Linked DNA regions of Homo sapiens: region 2 is linked to region 1. A link is an interaction called in ENCODE POLR2A ChIA-PET data of the cell type or tissue named here. Cell type or tissue: Panc1. All regions are shown on one strand. Links, peaks and the distances in the headings refer to the core of each region. The heading gives the core; the rest is flanking DNA. Region 1 overlaps LINC01090 (long intergenic non-protein coding RNA 1090). Region 2 overlaps GULP1 (GULP PTB domain containing engulfment adaptor 1).

Region 1 (4,409 bases), core at 165-4,164:
GAGGGGGCAGAGAGAGGTGACTAGTAGAGATTGTACTGAGTCTTGTGCTATTTTAAGGACTGACTTGCTACAAGTGAAATAGAAAAAAATTTTGACTAGAGGAGTGACATAATCTGACTTATATTTTAAAAAGATCACTCTGGCTACAATATTAAGACTAAAATGGGTAAGTATGAAAGCAGGAAGAATAGTTGAGAGGGTATTACTGGGCTCTAGGAGAGAAACAATAATGGCTTGGCCCTAGTTAGAGGAGGTGAGGTAGATATATTGTAAAGACAGAACCAATCCTTCTGTCTTTTTTGAGGACAACAGGCAAACCCTGAATGAAGCCAACAGTTTGAAGCCCTCTTTCCTTCCTAGCCAGGCAGTAGACTGGGTTCAAAGAACTGTATCTAGGATCCATGGTTGTGCATAAGCATGACTTTCCATAATTTGGAAATCCCTATAAGTTAATGCGACTATGCCTCATGTTTCTGTTCAAAATTTTCTGAGAAATTGGAAAGGAAGCCAAGCCTTCTTTAGCTTTTAAGCTGAGAGAATCCAAGGAGCCAAAGTGGATTTTTCCTGGTAGCAGTGATAGGGTCTAATAATCTGCTGCTGCTGCTGCTATTGGCTTATAACAGGAGAGACACTGGTTCTCTCCATCACGTTCACTGCTGCCTGAAATTATAGTGATGTTCGTTCACTGTCCAGATTGCCCTCAGGAATGATGAACATATTCGCCAGCTTTCAAAAGTACTACCAAAGGTGGCTTTCAACTGTCCATAGGTGTTAGTCCAAAAACCACTCCCTATTAAAGACAGTGCACACAAATCTCCATTCCAATTCCATTTTCTCAACCCAGGACAGTACTATGGCAACTGCACCTGAGATATAGTGAGAAGAACAAACACGTAATCATTCACCTGAGGGTCCAACAGTCTGTTCAAAGAAGAGCAACAAAACATTTAGCATAGTTCTTTATTTAAATAGAACCTCTGAGGAAGAACTTTTAAGGAAGAACATTTATAGGAAATATTTCTGAAAATAAAACACATCTTCACAATAAAAGACACTCTGCAGATATATTAGGGTATGGACACTTGAAATCTCAAATAGAGGATCCAGAGGAAGAAATACCACAAAAAGCAACACAAAAGCACTAACACATGGAAAATGTGAGTGAAGATGAGAGATGTAAAGGATAGTACAGGCAACTAATGTAACATTTGAAGAATATTAGTTCTAGCAGAAGGAAAAAAGACTACATGGAAAAGATGAAATGATCAAATAGTAAAAGAAATTTTCTCCAAGCTAAATAAATATTTAAGCTTGCAGATTAAAATGCCTCATCAAATTCCAAGTAATGTTGATGAAATAGATTTATGTGAAGGCACAATCTGAATTTTTGAACTGCAAAATTATAAGGAAGCGTTACAAGCTTCCAGGTAGAAAGAACAAGTCACTTGCAAAGAATAAGAATCATTTGTGTCCAACTTCTTATCTGCTAGAAAGCAAAGGATTAATACTCAGACTACTGAGAAAATAGGATGATAAACTAATCATTCTTTAGACAGACAAGATACCAGTCTCCTGGAAGAGAGAAAGATATTTGTTAATAGTCAAATATTCAGAGAGTTTATCACCCACATTCATCATTTGAGGATAATAGTTTTAAAAAATTATAGTTAAAGCACAGATTTACTAGAGCTGAGAATTTGAGATAAGGAAAATAAAAAGAAAGAAAAGATTAGTAATAACCCTAGCAGTACAAATGCAGCTAAATCTGAAGGGATAATGATACACTATCTGTCAGGAATATGGAATATAACTTTCTAAGAGATTATACAACTTGTGAAGAAATAAAATATTAAACTGCCTTAGTAAAATCTAGGAGTATAATTAGGAGCTGGAAAGAAAAAGGCAGAGTAGTTCTGAATGTTTCAGTAGACTAGGGAGATGTGGATGAAAGGAACAGGGGTCCGAAACACTAAATTGTCAGACTGAGGAGTATGGAGGGGAAATGGGTTGTCACAGAAAAAATACTTTGTATGATTTGGGGGAATGATGTAACTGTTTAGGCCTTGTTTGTTCCATTTATTCAGCAAATATTCAATGAATATAAACAGGATGTCATTTATATGTCACACACTTTTCTATGAGTTGAAGGCACACCATTTGAACAAAACACACAATTTCTATCCTGTTGTGTCTCCAATTTTAATTAAAAAAAGAGAATAAACTGAGAGATACACTGTTTAGAGAAACAGAGTATCATAACGGAGAGTTATATGGATATAGACATAAAAATAATCAGGCATAAAAGAGACCAGACTAGGTACTTCCTTGAAATTCTTGCTTGTCATACAATGTATGATTAGTGTAAAAGTTTGCCAGAATACAAATAACATAGTTTTGATATGACCACATTTACCAATACTTAACATAATAATCACCAAATTTCATAAGAAAAAATGTAGAAATGACTCCAGAACCTACTGGGAAAATCCAAGGGACCTCCAAAATAAAATGGCTGCAAACTCAGCTGCAAACTGTTTCCTTCAACTATAAAACTTTGTATTACTTTCCACTTAAATAAAAATAAGTCTTCACCTTGATTCTTACCTCGTATTGGTAAATTTTACTAAATAATTAAGAAAATAAAACTCTTAAATGACTGTATGAGTGAATAAATAACATGCATATAACCACTCCCAACTCTAAATACCACAGAATAGAAACAACAGCTTTTTATTTAATAAGATCCAATTCACTCTTAGGATCTTCACTTTCAGGTACTTTTTCAGAATTTCTTGTGTCTTTTTCTTTACCAGTGTTCTCCACATAAAATGAGTTCAAGTTTCTTTGCAGTCATTAATCAACCAGCAAAAAAGAAAATGTGTAATATATGCAAATCGAAGTATTTCATCCAAGATTTTTTATTGTGTCTTGTCTATGAATAGAAAGATGTATGTATGTTTACATGCAATATCACCTATTTAGCTTGTTTCAGTAGTCTTACTTAATGTTCTGGGGTTTTTTTTCTCTTCCTGTAGTTAAAATAATGTGTAAGAAAAATGAGTTATATTTTTCTATTAAAATTTTTTAGCCAAAACTACAACACAGACTGAAGGAAAATATTTTCAACATAATCAACTGAAAAACAGAACCTAGAATATATAAACTTCATCAAATTTATACAAAAGATAAATAATAGTATACTGTCCAACAGCATACTATGCACAACTAAAATGAAAGAATGAACAAGTTCTAGACATATCAACATTGGTAAATATATAATCATGTTGAGTTAGAATGGCCAGTTCTAAAAGTTTATTACCATTTGGTATAATGTATGTAAACTTAAAATCTGAACTAACAATCCTATAAATGTCGATAGACTATATGCCTTTAAAAAGGGAGGTACAAGGATTGACTGCAGAAATGGACATTCAACTGTATCTATAATTTTCTCTTTTAAATGACAAATGTGACAAAATGTAAACATCTTTAAAATCTAGGAAAAAAGTATTTTGGGCTAATTAAAATATTATACAATTGTTAAATATTAAGTCATCTTGCTTTTAAACTGTGTCATAAAATATTGTCTATGTTGCTTTGAGTTATTCTAAGCAGCAAGCAAAAAATATATTATTATTCCTGAAAAAATGTGGTAGTTGACACCATTTTTTTGGTTTCTCAAATACTAAATCTGTAATTTTATCTTCAATAAAAAAGTGCTTCTATGCTTCATGAAGCTAGAAATCAATTGGAAGAATTTAGAAAAATTCCCAAATACATGGAAATTAAACAACAAGTTCCTGAACACTAAATAGGGCAAAAAGAAAATTTAAAAATTATCTTGACACAAACAACAATGGAAATACAGCATATCAAACTGTATATGATGCAGTGAAAGCAGTTCTAAGAAGGAATCTGATAGCAATAAATGCCTACATCAAAAAAAAAAAAAGATCTCAAGTAAACAACCTAACATTATCTACATAAAAACGAGAAAAGGAAGACCGTAAGCTCAAAGTGAGTAGAAAGAAGAATGTAATAAAGATCAGAGCATAAATTAATGAAATAGAGACTAGAAGAACAATAGAATTTTTTTTTTTTTTTGAGACAGAGTCTCACTCTGTCGCCCAGGCTGGAGTGCAGTGGCACAATCTCGGCTCACTGCAGGCCCTGCCTCCCGGGTTCACGCCATTCTCCTGCCTCAGCCTCCCGAGTAGCTGGGACTACAGGCGCCCGCCGCCACGCCCGGCTAATTTTTTATATTTTTAGTAGAGACGGGGTTTCACCGTGTTAACTAGGATGGTCTCAATCTCCTGACCTGGTGATCTGCCTACCTCGGCCTCCGAAAGTGCTGGGATTACAGGCGTGAGCCACTGCTCCCGGCCGAAAAAAAATTAACAAAAGTAAGA
Region 2 (4,409 bases), core at 166-4,165, 64 kb after region 1:
AATATTCACTGATGAAAAAGTCCTCTCCAACTTGAAAGAAATGTTTTCACATATCTCTGTGAGTATCAGTAACCTGGTATAAGACCTTCTTTCCTATGTCCTGACAAAAGTTTATACAGCACTTTGACTCTTGGTATTTTACAAAAATGTATGCATTTGGGCTATAGCAATGCAATGCAACATATAAACATATTTTCTGAGAAGCATGTTTTGTTAAAAAAAATAAAACAAACAGGCTTTCAAAATAGATGCTGCATCATAAAGTTTAAGTATGTATGGATTTTCTATACATAATCCTTCAACATTCATCTTCTATGTGAATATGGGCAATCTTCAATTTAAATGGAAATAACATAAACTAAAATTTTAAGATTTTACCTAAAATTTGCAAAACTCAGTAATGTTTTAATAACAAAAACCTTATCTATGTACTATCTAGGATATGTTTTCAGACATGTTAATCTTTGAAATTAAAAATTTTTGTACTCTCCTCCTCCAGAAAAAAAAAAACACCTACAAAAGGAAAAGAAACCAACTGTCCTTCAGAGTGAAATGTAGACTACTTCAAAAAAACAGTTTCCTATATTTCTAGACTTAATGGTCTTATTTCCGCCCTTGGTATATATTCATGTTTAATGAATTTCCTGTTGACTTTAAAAGGAATTTCTACTATAGGCTATTTTAAAAGAATTACCTATTTCAAGCTTTTCCTGGCATGTGGTTAAATCACTTCCTTTGAAGAAACAATACTCAACCTTTTTTTGAAGTTAAAATTTGAATGCGAAATTCAAGCATTGTATTGATTTTAATGGATCAATTTATTTTTCTGTCTTCAACACACCAATCTTTATATCTGTAATTTCTGATTCTGCTTTTATAATTTCTAACTATGTAAACCAATTTCAAAAGATTTGAAAATGGCATATCCAATAGATGAAATGTTTTCTTTGTAAATTAATATAAACCAAATTCTAGATATTGTTGTTATATTTGATACTAATACTGAGTCTAATACAATAGACCTGATTTTTCCATAAACTGGGATTGAGTAGAAAACTACTAAAAGATAACGTTCTGATGAAATTATCTGTGGCAGTAAGTTTAGTGTGCTAACATGCTAAAAATGTTTTTCACATATAAGATTTTATTGTATTACTGGCACTGTTTATCACTTGTATAGATGTATTTTTATTGAAATAAACTTTTTAAAAACTTAAATATATTTAAAGGGGAAATGTAGTCTTCTATATCTTTTTTTTTTCAGTACACATTAAATAGTAAAGTAAAAAGGATCACAGAGTTAAAAGATTACTCAGGTAGCCAAGCATGGTGGCTCACACCTGTAATCCCAGCACTTTGGGAGTCAGAGGCGGGCAGATCACCTAAGGTCAGGAGTTTGAGACCAGCCTGACCAACATGGTGAAACACCAACTCTACTAAAAATACAAATTAGCCGGGTGTGGTGGCAGATGCCTGTAATCCCAGCTACTTGGGAGGCTGAGGCATGAGAATCTCTTGAACCTAGGAGGCGGAGGTTGCAGTGAGCCAAGATCGAGCAAGATTGTGCCATTGCACTCCAGCCTGGACAACAGGAGTGAAACTCTGTCTCAAAAATAAATAAATAAATAAATGAATAAAATAAAATTACCCAGGAATCACTTAAAATTATCTAAAGTATCACCACTGAGTTGATGGGAAAAAATTTGTGCATTACAAAACTTGCCCTTTAATTTGCAGGGGTTTCAGGTTTTAAGTAGGAATCATCAACAACATGATCAAAAATTCTTCTGCTTCATTATTTTCAAATTGTATACACAGTGTTCTCTATACAGTGTATTAATCATTATAGAGTATAATTCAGTATGCTGCATTTATATTTTAGAGCTTTTTTTTTTAGGGGTAGAGGAAGAGGTTGGCATTGGCTGCTAGGTGAGGTTGTAAATGAAGAAACAATATAACCTCGTTAGTTTGTCCTATTCTCATGGCATGAACTTTGTAATACCTTAGAGAAAAAGAGAAAGTTAAAGCTGATTTCAGCTTAATTCTAGATCTCCTCCAAATGGCATTAAAATAGTTTATAACGTGGCTGGATATAATAGTATTCATGGTGGTTTGTTATCCAAATTTGTAGCTATTCTTTTACCAGGTATTTCTGTCGCTATTTCTCAGTTTCTCACAACACTGCAATTCTTCTCTACCTTTGTTATTTCAGCTGTTTTATAAAGGTTTATTTTGGAAATGTATATTGACTACAGTTTCTTGTGCCACTCTCACTTAGCTCTTTGTGGTAAAGGTCACATTTATTTGAAGTTGTAGACTTTATGGCTGAGTAGTACGTCAAAGCCAGCCAGTGTGCATTCCCACTACTTCCCTGACCCTGACTTTGGCCTTCAATACCTCTTGCCTGTGGTTTGAAATTCTTTTCTCCCAGTCTTAGGTATTTTCTCACTCTTGTTCATGGCAGCCCTGATCATGTTTTATTCTGGCCAAAAGCCTTCAAAGTTCTGCCTTTTGTCAAGACCTCTTTATCTTTACCCTCTATTTGCTCTACCATCTGCACTGTGCTTATGTTCTCATTCCTCCCCCTACTTGATACAAACTGGACAATCACTGCATCCTTAGGAGATTTTACCTTTGCGTTTGCTGTCCTTTCTTCTCTTCGTTGAGTTTTCCTAAAAACCAATATAAATTTATTTGTCTGTAAATATCGACACTCTTCCAGATCCAGCTCACATTTTGCCTCTCACCTTAAGCTGCTTGGGTTCTCTTTTAATCCTTTGCAGACAGAGTGAATATCTCCTCTTCTCCCTGAATTGCCATTGTACTTCCTGCGATTTTATTTTATTTCATTGTATTTTACTGTGTTGTAGCTAGATTGCAATCTCAGCACAGAAGAAAGGCATGGGTTTTAGAGTCAGGTATATCTAGTTTTAGATCTGTTCCCTTTGTAACTGCCCTGAACATAGGCTGTGCTGTGGTACATATTCTTTTATATTCTAGGGACTCCACTCTTTGCATGCACAGTTGCAGTTGGCAATAAATGTTTAAAGGATGAATAACCACTTATTCATGAAGGACTGTTATTTTAATATTTATTTAAACAATATCCTGAAGAATCCTCAATTTTTTTGCTGCCCACAGAGAAATCACTTCCTTCTCCAAAAAGTGTGCAGTTAAGGAGTTTGTGAGTGCAAATTGAATGAAAATGTGCCATTAAGGAGATATCTGAAGATATGTGTGTGTGTGTGTGTGTGTGTGTGTGTGTGTGTGTGTATGTGTGTACAAAGTTAGGGAAAGGGAAGTTTGCTTTTACTATCACTGTTTTCCTATTTTTTTTTTCAGTTTTGTATGTGCTCATTAAATGTAGTCATTTAGAACTATTATAGCTGTGGTCACTTATGAATCCTAAGGCCAATTTCAAATTTTTAAGTGGAGGGGATTGCTGGCGTATCCTCTCAATTTTGCTCTCTCCTCTATGATTTACCTTCTGGGCAGCAAGATACTAGACAAGAAAAATGTCACAAGTTTGCAAATAGGCTATGTGAAAAGTTTTATTAATTTAAATAATTGTGTCATATAGTTAGGCTCCTGAATATACTAATTTGCTTTTATGCCTTCTTATATTTTCAAAACCATGTGCTTAGCATAGCAAAATTTAGTGCTAGATATATTTGTCTTAAACTTAGTCCAAGGGCCTAATGAGAGGAATAAGAAAATAAGGATTTAATTATAAGACATCCTAATGTCTAAAGAAGGCCCTCAGTCAGAACCCTCATGCTACTCATGCACAGAGATGTCTGTGATTACTCTGACCACTCTTCTTGTGTTTACTTAGGACTAAATGAGTAAATGACTGAATGTCAGCACTATTAATTAAATTTGTTGTAGAGTCTCTGATGCCCCTGAATCATTTTCCAGGGAACATGCTGTTACTAAGCCTCTAAAAATAATTGCTTAGTGAACATATAAAATGCCCATAAACTTTTCAATGCTCTATCTTCAAGAAGAATAATATTCAGAAGAGCCTTCTTTTAAATGACAAATGAAGATTTTTCCCTCCCTTATTAGATGCCTGTACATTTTAAGTTGAACTTTAAAGACATTGAATATAGTGACTTAAGAACCTTTAAGTTTTTACTTCAGCTTAAGTATTTAAACAATTTAAATTGGTATTTAAGAAATATTTAAAAAGTTAAATCAAATATTAAATAAATTAAATATCAATTTTATTATAATACCCTCCCTTATTAGATGCATGTATTATTTCAAGGGTTGAAATATCAATTTTATTTAGAAGTGTAGGCTCATTATGTTTCAAATTTGAGGAAAGACATGAGTTTTCAGATTGACATTACACTCTGAGTAAAATAAAGATAAATCTAAATATAGACACATCATGATAAAACTAC

What was found. ChIA-PET counts read pairs that join two places held together with the same protein. Peaks named below come from ENCODE experiments on the same cell type or tissue, not always from the same donor. Only the 100,000 strongest peaks of a DNase experiment are listed, where the experiment ranks them.
Region 2: POLR2A ChIA-PET joins it to region 1 with 6 read pairs; 2 of 35 experiments call an interaction of 5 or more read pairs at or near these places.

What each region holds. Positions count from the first base shown.
Region 1 is chr2:188,256,605-188,261,013 of GRCh38, forward strand. All of the region lies in intron 1 of LINC01090 (long intergenic non-protein coding RNA 1090), which reads right to left. Among named protein-coding and RNA genes, the nearest start is that of LINC01090, 29 kb to the right of the region's middle. In Panc1, for the core only: no CTCF peak of the experiment used is centred there; no DNase peak of the experiment used is centred there.
Region 2 is chr2:188,320,417-188,324,825 of GRCh38, forward strand. All of the region lies in intron 1 of GULP1 (GULP PTB domain containing engulfment adaptor 1), which reads left to right. Among named protein-coding and RNA genes, the nearest start is that of MIR561, 25 kb to the left of the region's middle. In Panc1, for the core only: no CTCF peak of the experiment used is centred there; no DNase peak of the experiment used is centred there; H3K4me3 peaks cover 491 bases; H3K27ac peaks cover 4,000 bases.